Linked DNA regions of Homo sapiens: region 1 is linked to region 2. Evidence: chromatin contacts called from ENCODE Hi-C or POLR2A ChIA-PET data. All regions are on one chromosome and are shown on one strand. The core of a region is the stretch at or near the end of the contact, and the rest is flanking DNA. Distances in the headings are between cores, read along the strand shown. Region 1 overlaps ARSB (arylsulfatase B). Region 2 overlaps ARSB (arylsulfatase B).

Region 1 (5,017 bases), core at 1,830-4,329, 78 kb before region 2:
CTTGCTCTGTCGCCCAGGCTGGAGTGCAGTGGTGCACTCTCAGCTCACTGCAACCTCTGCCTCCCCGGTTCAAGCAATCCTCCCACCTTAGCCTCCCTAGTAACTGGGACTACAGGTGTGTGCCACCATGCCCGGCTACTTTTTTGTATTTTTTAGTAAAGACGGGGTTTTGCCATGTTGGCCAGGCTGGTCTTGAGCTCCTGGCCTCATGCAATCCACCCACCTTGGCATCCCAAAGTGCTGGGATTACAAGCATGAGCCACTGTGCCCAGCCCCTCCTGCCTTTATACTTGAGATTATTCTAACACTTTGCTGAGATGGATTCCAAGGATAATCCAGCAATATCATTTTTAGTAAAAACCAGCCTACAAAGGAAAATTTATATTTTACTCATATGACTGAATCAGGCCCACCCAGGACTTCCTCTTGGTTGAGGCACTTAAGGATATGGGACTTGGATTACATCTATCAAGTCCTTTCAGGCAGTGCCTAAACCAGCCTTTGTTTGGATAATTGGGAGAGAAATGGCTAGACTTTGACTAGGGCTGTCATTCCAAAGAATTCTGGGACCCACAGTCCTAACGGCAAAACAAGAGTCTCTACAAATAAACTTCCACAATTTCTGATTTTTTTTTTTTTTTACTTCACTGAGAGTTTCCGGTCAAACAGGAAGTGCTGAAACCCCAGCATCTATATAACCACCTGTGGAATTAGCAGATTTTTCTTTATTTTGGGATTAAAATAGTGCAGACACAAAGGGACTTTCCTGTGGACAACAGCAATAGCTGTTTTAAAAATTCTACAAACTAAGAATAGGAGGGAGTTTTCTTACACTGATAAAGAGTATAAAAAAAATCTGCAATCGATATCATACTGAACGGTGAAATGTTGAAAGCTCTCCCTAAATAGAAATAGAAAAAGCCCACCAAAATATTAACAATGCTTATTTCTGGGTAGCAGAATAATAGGTTTAGGGTGATTTTTTTTGTGTGTATTTTTAAAAATTTTGAGCTTTTCTGTATTTTTAAAAATTTCTTGCACCACCCCCCCATCTATTATTTGTACAAAAGGAGCTTCCCTGCTGCATACAGGATGAAATCCCATCTCCTTAGTGTGACATATTGTCCTTGTTTAGCTTTCCCATCTCTTCTTTCATGCCTCCCCTTTGTCCCCCAAATAGGCTCACACACCTTTTGCTCACAGCCTTTTCTATTTCCTTTGATGGTCTTTTCCACCTAGGAACTCTTTGAGGTTCAGTGGAGGTGAAAGAGGGCCTGAGTGTTTTAGCCCTCCTTCACTCTCATAGCAACTATCAGACTCCATGGAAATGATCTGACAATTAAGTACAACTTGTAACGTCTCTACCACCATAGCTTTCAACTGTTATCTGATTTTCTTTTAACTTTTTGTATGTTCTTGTTCTCTCCAACTAGGTTATAAGCGACTTGTTGTATTTTTCATGAAGTCTAGGGCAACACAGCAGGTATTTGTGGTAGCAGAATAATGGCCCCCTAAAGATATCCACGTCCCAATCCCCAGGACCTGTGAATATGTTAGGTTACACGGCAAAGGGGCATTCAGGCTGCAGATGGAATTAAGATTGCTAATCAGCTGACTTTCAAATAGGGAGGTGATTCTAGATTATTTATCCAGGTGGGCCCAATGTTATCACAAGAGTCCAGAAAAGTTGAAGAAGGAGGCAGAACAGGTCAGACAAGATGAGATGATGGAAGCCAGGTTCAAAGAATGTGCTAGAAAAGGACCCAACCTTCCATTGCTGGCTTTGAAGATGGAGGAAGGAGGCCATGGGCCAAGGAATGTAGGCAGCCTCTAGAAGCAGGAAAAGGCAAGGAAATGGGATGTCCCCTCAGCCTTTGGAAGGGACTGCAGCCCTGCCAATCGGTACCCTGGATTTAGTCCAGTGAGACCCATGTCAGACTTCTGACCTACAGAACTGAAAACATTCAAAAAATACGAAAATAGAGTGATGGTTAAGTATTGGTTGTTTTAAGCCATTGAGTTTATGGTAATTTGTTTGATCAGTGATAGAAAACTAATAGTGTTAAATATTCTTTTCCTTCATTCACATTAAAATCAAGAAAGATAAAACTAAAGTTGTTGAAGTAATGGACAAATTTAAAGATATCCTTTTTGAGAACACCTTTCCTAATCACTCCCAAATGCTGTCACTTCTTCATTTGTCCTTACTGCTTATATTATATCACTTATCATTTGTTCTACTTTATTTTATAACTGTGTTAATATCCTTTCCTGGGCATATGTTTTCCTCTGATTCAAAAGAATCTTTAGAAGCAGGGGCCATATACTCATTCCCTAGGTATTTTCTGCCAGAGGTAACAGACTTCAGTCTATAAATGCCTGATTACTAACATCTTACATTATGGGTTACTAAACAGGCCGTTTAGTCTGTTTTCAACAACGTCCCAGAAATGTTTTCAAAAGTTTTATTTCAGCCTTATACACAAGCACCCTAAAACCCCTAAAAATTCTGACAAGATCAATAAATATTTACAAAATAGATTTACTTTGTAAATTTTAATTTCATTGGATATGTTCCCTAAAATTTTATGAGGTTTTATGTTTTTACAGAATTTTATGGTAGACTCTTTCAAGAAAGATGGATATATTTATCTTTACAGATGGTAAGACTGGGGAACTGAGGTAGGAGAATGACTGGTCCAGACTGGGAGAGGAAAAAAGGAGTCTGGACACCACCAAATCTTTACCAGACCTGGGGAGGCTCCAGGGTGGAAGACGGAAGGGGCGGAGCCACTGGACCTGAGAGGGACTGTTTGGAAGTTAGTCTGCTTTTGTGTTGAAATTCAAAATCAGCATAGAACCTTTAATCAACTATAATTAACAGGCTACACTTGGAAGCTATGGCTAAAATTTCTAGGCTGTACCAGAATTAAAGAAAAGTAAGCAAATAAATAAATGGTCAGTTGGACATGAGACAGTTTGGCATCAAAGTAACCCTGGGGAAAAAAAAACAAACGCTGATGTACAAATGGAGTTATGGGCCACTAACCACGTGGTGCTGTAGAGAAGGGATCTGGTGAGGCAGCTGGCCCTTCATCAAATGGCCTAACTCCAGATGCAGGGCCAGGCCAAGTCCTTCAGGTCAGCTTCTGTGATCTGGCTCAGAGAAGCCCTAGAAAATGTTGCTTACCCTGATTTCTCCAAACATAAAATTGGGGCAGCGGGATTTGCCATTTCTGCGTAGCCTAGGCCAGTGGTGAGAGTTAATTAGTGTTTTTAAAGTGCTGTGGATTTGGTTTGGTTTGTGTATTTTCTCGGGATGAAAGCCAGGATGCCAGCACCAAGTGTTAACAGTGAAGGTTTCATGCGTGCTCCTTGAGATGTGCTGTGTGAAGTGGGGTGGAGGGGATACGAGGCTTGTGGGACTGCCTTTGGCATCAAAAAGGCCACATTTCCAAACAGACTTTAGTGCTCCCCAAAGCGGAGGGGGCAGACTAGAAGCCTTTGAAAATTAAAAAGGAGAAAGCTATCTGTGTTTTGGCTCTGTGATTGAGGGCATGTAGCAACCCACACCAAGGAAAATTTGACGAGCTGCTAAAGACAAATATTGGCAACTAGAGACGACACAAAATTCTAACTGCTCTGACCTAGTACAGGCAGGCACGGAAGCAGCAACTCCCACTCTATAAGAACCCAGCAGATTTCAGATATTCCATGCTTACCGGAACCCTCCTTGGAGGTGGTTTTCACAAATAAAGCTTTATGGCTTTATTCCTGATTAAGGAAGTCACATGTGCTCATAATTTAAAATTAAAACTAGAGAAATACATAAAGTGAAAAGTGCAACTTTCCCACCCTGCCCCAATCGTAGCAGCCAGAATGTAATTGTTGTTCACTGTTGTTTGGACATATTTACAGGAGATATTGTTATAATCGTTCCCAACGTATAGGTGATGAAACAGATGGCTGGAAGAACTTACCCACAAGCTCACAGGAAATAAGTCAGAGCTGGTATTGAATAAAACCCAGGGCTTTCTGGCACCCCCAAACTCTACCTGTTTTACTAGGTGACACTGCCCACCCCACACACAGCTCCCTCATCCCCCCAGCACCCTCCAGTGGAGTGAATACAAGGCACTGACAGGGCTTCCATGACTAGCTCTACAAGCAGAAGCTACCACCATCTGCAGAGTCAGATTACATGTGAATCTAGCAAGGCTAATGTGACTACTCGACCCATTTTTCCAGCCTCCTTTAAATGAGTCATGTCCCATCAACATGCTATTATATAGGTGAGATGATCGTAACTCATATCTGGGTGCCCTTCTCCCACAAGACAAGGGTAGGACACAAAGCGATGAGACCTGCGAAATCAGTAGGACATGATGTACATGCCGGGTCTGAACAGCCCTGAGTTCCAGCTCTGATATTTAACAGCATGCATGACCTGGTGCCTCAGTTTCTTCACTTGGATTATAAAGAGTGAACAAACTGCCAAGGGGCCCTTAGCCTCTGGCATTCTATGCAATGCTGAGCAATCTGTAGCAGGGTGAGCCCCATGCATTCCCCCTAACTCTTGATTCTGCTTAATATCTAATTTCAGGCTGAAAGAAAGATGCCTCTGTGTCACTACTTCTCTAATAGACCCAAAAAGAAATAAAAATGCCTTGAAAATGATGTATGAAATTACTATTGTTCTCATTAGACTGATTCTAATCGAATCAGCTGATGATAAATTATTCATTTATTAGCGTGCATTCTTTCAATATGTATTAATCTCTTATACATAAGACACCGAGAGAACTATACAATGAAGCCTTGCTCTCCTTATAGCTCCGGATGGGGAAAACACGTGAATATAAATACTGCACTATGAGGCAGCAAGAGCTCACCGTCCTGGGAAGCTCCAGAGAAACTCAAGGGACTCAAGTTCAAAAGAATCAGAGAGGGCTTCACGGAGGAGTAGGAATGTGCACTGAACTCTACAGAAGGCGCAGGGCAACAAGGGAGATAAACA
Region 2 (4,829 bases), core at 1,232-3,731:
CCCAGGAGGTAGAGGCTGCAGTGAGCTATGGTTACACCACTGTACTCCAGCCTGGGCAACAGCGTGAGACTCAATCTCAAAAAATTAAAAGAAAAGAAAAAACAAATAAAATAGGAATTCCCCATATTCTTGAGCAAGAGCCCACTTTCCTAGACCTCTGGTTAGAAGTAGGAGGTTTCTCTTGGAGATGTTGCTGCCAGTGCCTGCTGCATAGTTCCATAATTCCATTGGCTCTTAGGTCAAAGCCAAGAGATAGAGGAGAGAAAATAAACCTCCAAAACTCACCACACAAGGGATTCATGAAGCTTTGACTTTATTCCCCATTCTCCATTCACCTGATTTTGTTTTCTTCTCTGTCCCTATTCTTATCATCCCTGCTGTTATATTAGGTTGGTGCAAAAGTAATTGCAGTTTTCGAAAACCTCAATTACTTTAGCACCAACCTAAGTACTTTTAAGAAGCCTCAGATAGTTGCTTTCAGTATTATCCAGAGTTTTTAATCAATGAGAAAGATATTTGTTGACTTCCTCCATCCTGGTGAGCACGGGAAGGTGGTGCCCATGATTTTAATGAGAATGGGCTAAGGGAACTTGTGATACTTGTCTTGATTTTTTTTAAACCTTCATCTGAATTGATACAGGAGCATACTTCATGTCAGGTAAGAATAAAAAAGGAAACAATTATTTGACACACCTTAATTAAGCACCTGCTAGGTGCCCGCTACTCTGGGAAAAGGCAACAGGGGTTCAACACATGGTCCCTGCTTTCGAGGGAGGCAACATCCACAGAAAGCATAGCCTATGTGAAAAAATACAAGACTGTACACAACTAAGGGCAAAAAAGATACAGAGAAAGGAAACAAGGTAAAAACTGGGGAATTAGAGGTGACACGGAGGCCGTTCAAGCCCCCAGCTAGACCTTGATGGAGAAGACAAGGCACTTTCCATCAGAGGGCAAGGGGATGGGGCGGGGTGATTATTATTCCAAAGTTGGCTTTGTACCTTTTTATTACACAGTGAGTTTGTTTTCCCAAAAGGAAAGAAAGAGACTGTTTCTAAGGGCATTTGATCACTCCTGACCCTGTTCTTCCCTCGCCTTCTCTCAACGTGGTGGAAAAGTGTTTCCAGGACTTTGGTTCAGAGTGAGGACTGGAGGCCCAGCCACACTGGAGTGAGTCATGAGATCTTTCCTGGGGAGTCTTGAATTACCACATACAAAACTCTCAGTAACTGTCGGAACTCAGCTGGTTGCTGGTTTTGCTTGCATGCTTTAGCTGCGTTAAAGCACTCGGTAGTTTATTTTTCATATTTTATTTGGGTTAATTCCTAAAAATCACAAAGGCAGCGCCTTCATGCTAGGACAGTATCTATTATATTTTTTAAAATTTTGTTAAGTATTCAGGAAGGCTTTGCGTGGACTGCTCCTGTTAGAAGACAACCACAAAGCGGGGGAGGCCACGGGTAGAGCGGTTGCACAGATGGCAAGTGTAAGCAAATAGCGGCCAAGTCCATTGTGAAGTTTCACTTGCAGCTGTGTGGAAAATACCTATGCTGGTGACTCAATGTCTTTGGATTTCTAGCTTTAAATTACAGCAGAGAAGACTCATTTTCAAGTGCTGAGCATATAGGGAGACTGGCAAATGTGGGCCAGTTTTGAGCCCATCAGTTACCATACACTGCACTACAGAAGGATAATTAAAAGCAGGGGGAAGGGGGAAGTCTTGTGGTAATCAGGGCATCAAGCATGGTACCTGGACAGCTGGCATGGCAACCAACCTGACAGCAATACTGTGTCTATTTCCAATAATAGAAATTTAGCTCCCTTCCAGTGTAGCTGTATGCTGGGGTCTTGATTTTCTTTTCTGGAATGAGGTGTGCGCAGATGCAACGTTATTGCTCACCTGGCCCATCAGAGTCACGTATAAATGGTCAGGCCAGTGACTGTATCATACTTGTGCCTCTCACAGTTTTGTCTGGGAACTCTACCTTGTGTTGTAAAAGACCTTGTGTCCTCTGACCCCCCTCCCCCGACTTCCACTCTCCTCTTGGTCTGCCGCTGGGACTGTATTTTGTCGCTTATCTAACACAAAATAAACAGAACAATCTGGAGCTAATTTAAGTGGTTTACCATATCAGGATACAGCTGGGAAAGATTTTAAGAAAAGGCTCAACAGGAACAATAGCGCTGTGAAGTGGAGCAGCAGCGGAGAGCACAGGAAGGCAGTTTCAGGCAGCCTGGCAGACAGCTGTCAGCCACTCCAATAACAATTCCTGCAGCCAATGAAAACGGGCAGGCTCTGTGCGGGCAGCCTGGCCGGAACACCAACAATGAAAACAAGGGATTAGAGAGCATTCTCAGTTAATGGCTTGAGTGTCAGGGCCACCAGTCTCCCGGGAGCCAGTGCTCCCAACCAGCAAGGACTGGAGAGGAACTGCAGATGAAACAACACTTCATTTCTCTACAACACTGGCCAAGACTTTTTTTTTTTTTTTTGACATGCATGCATCCACGCTGGCTTTATCCTGACTTATGAATCCAGCAAGGCCCACAGAGGAACATCTGGTTTTGACATTAATTTCTTCTACTCTGCAGGATGGTTGGGTTTTTAACTCATTGGGGGCCTTTGGCTAGACCTTGAATTTCCTGGTGCAACTTGACAGAGGTGAGAGGGCTTGAGGGAGTTAAATAAAACTATGTGCTGCCCTTGAAAGGACTTGCAAATGCTTTATATATTAAACAAAGAAACTCCACTTGGATCAAGCTCTTGACAAAGATCCAACCAATTAGGTAAACGGTATAGTCTCGAAAGGCAGTGACATTTCATGCAAGGAATACTGAATTGGAAGCATGGAGACTTGGACTCTTGGTCTACTTCTGTCACTGCAAAAGGTTTCTGGGTCAAAGTTTCCTCACTTAGGACCATGTGCCCTTATCCTCTTCTTCATCATTTCATTTATGATATTAGCTTATGCTCACACATTTTTTTTTCCAGAGAGTACTTGACTTAGTAAAAATTTCCCTCTAACAACAGCAACTTTTGGGTTTATTATAAAGTAATTCCACATGTTTAAGAATAACTTTAAAAAATAATCTGTGTCTGTGTTCTTAAGTTGTAGGGAAAAGAGAGAGAGATCAGACCATTACTGTCTCTATGTAGAAAGGGAAAGACATAAGAAACTCCATTTTGATCTGTACCCTGAACAATTGCTTTGCCCTGAGATGCTGTTAATCTGTAACTTTGCCCCAACCTTGAGCTCACAGAAACATGTGTTGTATGGAATCAAGGTTTAAGGGATCTAGGGCTGTGTGGGATGTGCCTTGTTAACAAAATGTTTACAGGCAGTATGTTTGGTAAAAGTCATCGCCATTCTCCATTCTCGATAAACCAGGGGCACAATGCACTGCAGAAAGCCACAGGGACCTCTGCCCAGGAAAACTGGGTATTATCCAAGGTTTCTCCCCATGTGATAGTCTGAAATATGGCCTTGTGGGATGGGAAAGACCTGACCATCCCCCCAGCCCGAGACCCGTGAAGGGTCTGTGCTGAGGAGGATTAGCAAAAGAGGAAGGCCTCTTGCAGTTGAGATAGAGGAAGGCCACTGTCTCCTGCCTGCCCCTGGGAACTGAATGTCTCGGTATAAAACCCGATTGTACATTTGTTCAATTCTGAGATAGGAGAAAAGCCGCCCTGTGGCGGGAGGCGAGACATGTTGGCAGCAATGCTGCTCTGCTACTCTTTACTCCACTGAGATGTTTGGGTGGAGAGAAGCATAAATGTGGCCTACATGCACATCCAGGCATAGTACCTTCCCTTGAACTTATTTGTGACACAGATTCCTTTGCTCACATGTTTTCTTGCTGACCTTCTCCCCACTATCACCCTGTTCTCCTGCCGCATTCCTCTTGCTGAGATAGTGAAAATAGTAATCAATAAATACTGAGGAAACCCGGGGACCGGTGCCGGTGCAGGTCCTCTGTATGCTAAGCACCGGTCTCCTGGGCCCGCTGTTCTTTCTCTATACTTTGTCTCTGTGTCTTATTTCTTTTCTCAGTCTCTCGTCCCACCCGATGAGAAATACCCACAGGTGTGGAGGGGCTGGCCCCCTTCATAAAGTAAGAAGAATGTCATCTGAAGGTCCAATAAAAATAAACAAATGAAGAAGTAGAAATTAATGTTGTATTAGTCACTGCCCCATCTATTGTTACATCACATCATAATACATCATTGAAATAGCATTGATTATTAAAGTTTCCATGATAATAGAATGTAAGACTAAATTTTCAGTGTAAAAATAAGAGAGATATGGATAGGTCTTCTAAAAGCAGAAAAGAAGATGAAAACTTCTAAAGGATAAAAAGATGGGTAGGATTGGGAAATATCCCCTTTAGAAATAGAACATCTCTTCTATTTCTAGACCAAGTAAGTTCAGACAACGATTACTTCAAAAATATCTGAGCACACTAAAAAAATTTTTAAAAATCCAACTATCTGAAAATATAAAATCTCTCTAGAACAGCTCTCAAGCAATAGTGTGTCGAATCACCTAGAAGTCTTGTGAAAACAGACTGCTGGGAACCATCTCCAGAGCTTCTGGTCCAGAAAGGGGCCTGAGAATTTGCCTTTCTAACAAGTTTCCAGGTGATAGTGATATTGCTGCTCCTGGGACCATACTTAGAGAACTATTGCTCCAGAAAGAGATTTAATGGCTAATACAATAAAGTCAAGTGATCTTACTCTGTATTTTTGTTGTTGTTGTTCTTTTAAATCAACAAAAGTGATTCAAGTGTCAAGTGTGGTTGAATGGTGAGAATGAAAAAATAAGCAAAAA

What was found. A loop is a pair of places that touch in the nucleus more often than their neighbours do. ChIA-PET counts read pairs that join two places held with the same protein, here RNA polymerase II (POLR2A). Pooled maps may share reads with other maps.
Region 1: a pooled map shows a loop between it and region 2 (2.3-fold over the local background). The contact joins two enhancer-like sites. A Hi-C loop is called at or near these places in 1 of 168 maps with a recorded cell type or tissue (aorta) and 2 of 50 pooled maps. POLR2A ChIA-PET finds 5 or more read pairs at or near these places in 3 of 52 experiments (activated T-cell and endothelial cell of umbilical vein).

The regions. Positions count from the first base shown.
Region 1 is chr5:78,827,237-78,832,253 of GRCh38, forward strand. All of the region lies in intron 6 of ARSB (arylsulfatase B), which reads right to left. Among named protein-coding and RNA genes, the nearest start is that of ARSB, 160 kb to the right of the region's middle. Within about 2 kb of position 3,080, at least 8 of the 41 ENCODE cell types and tissues checked have a DNase peak (open chromatin) inside an H3K27ac peak, as active enhancers do.
Region 2 is chr5:78,906,255-78,911,083 of GRCh38, forward strand. All of the region lies in intron 4 of ARSB (arylsulfatase B), which reads right to left. Among named protein-coding and RNA genes, the nearest start is that of ARSB, 77 kb to the right of the region's middle. Within about 2 kb of position 2,482, at least 17 of the 41 ENCODE cell types and tissues checked have a DNase peak (open chromatin) inside an H3K27ac peak, as active enhancers do.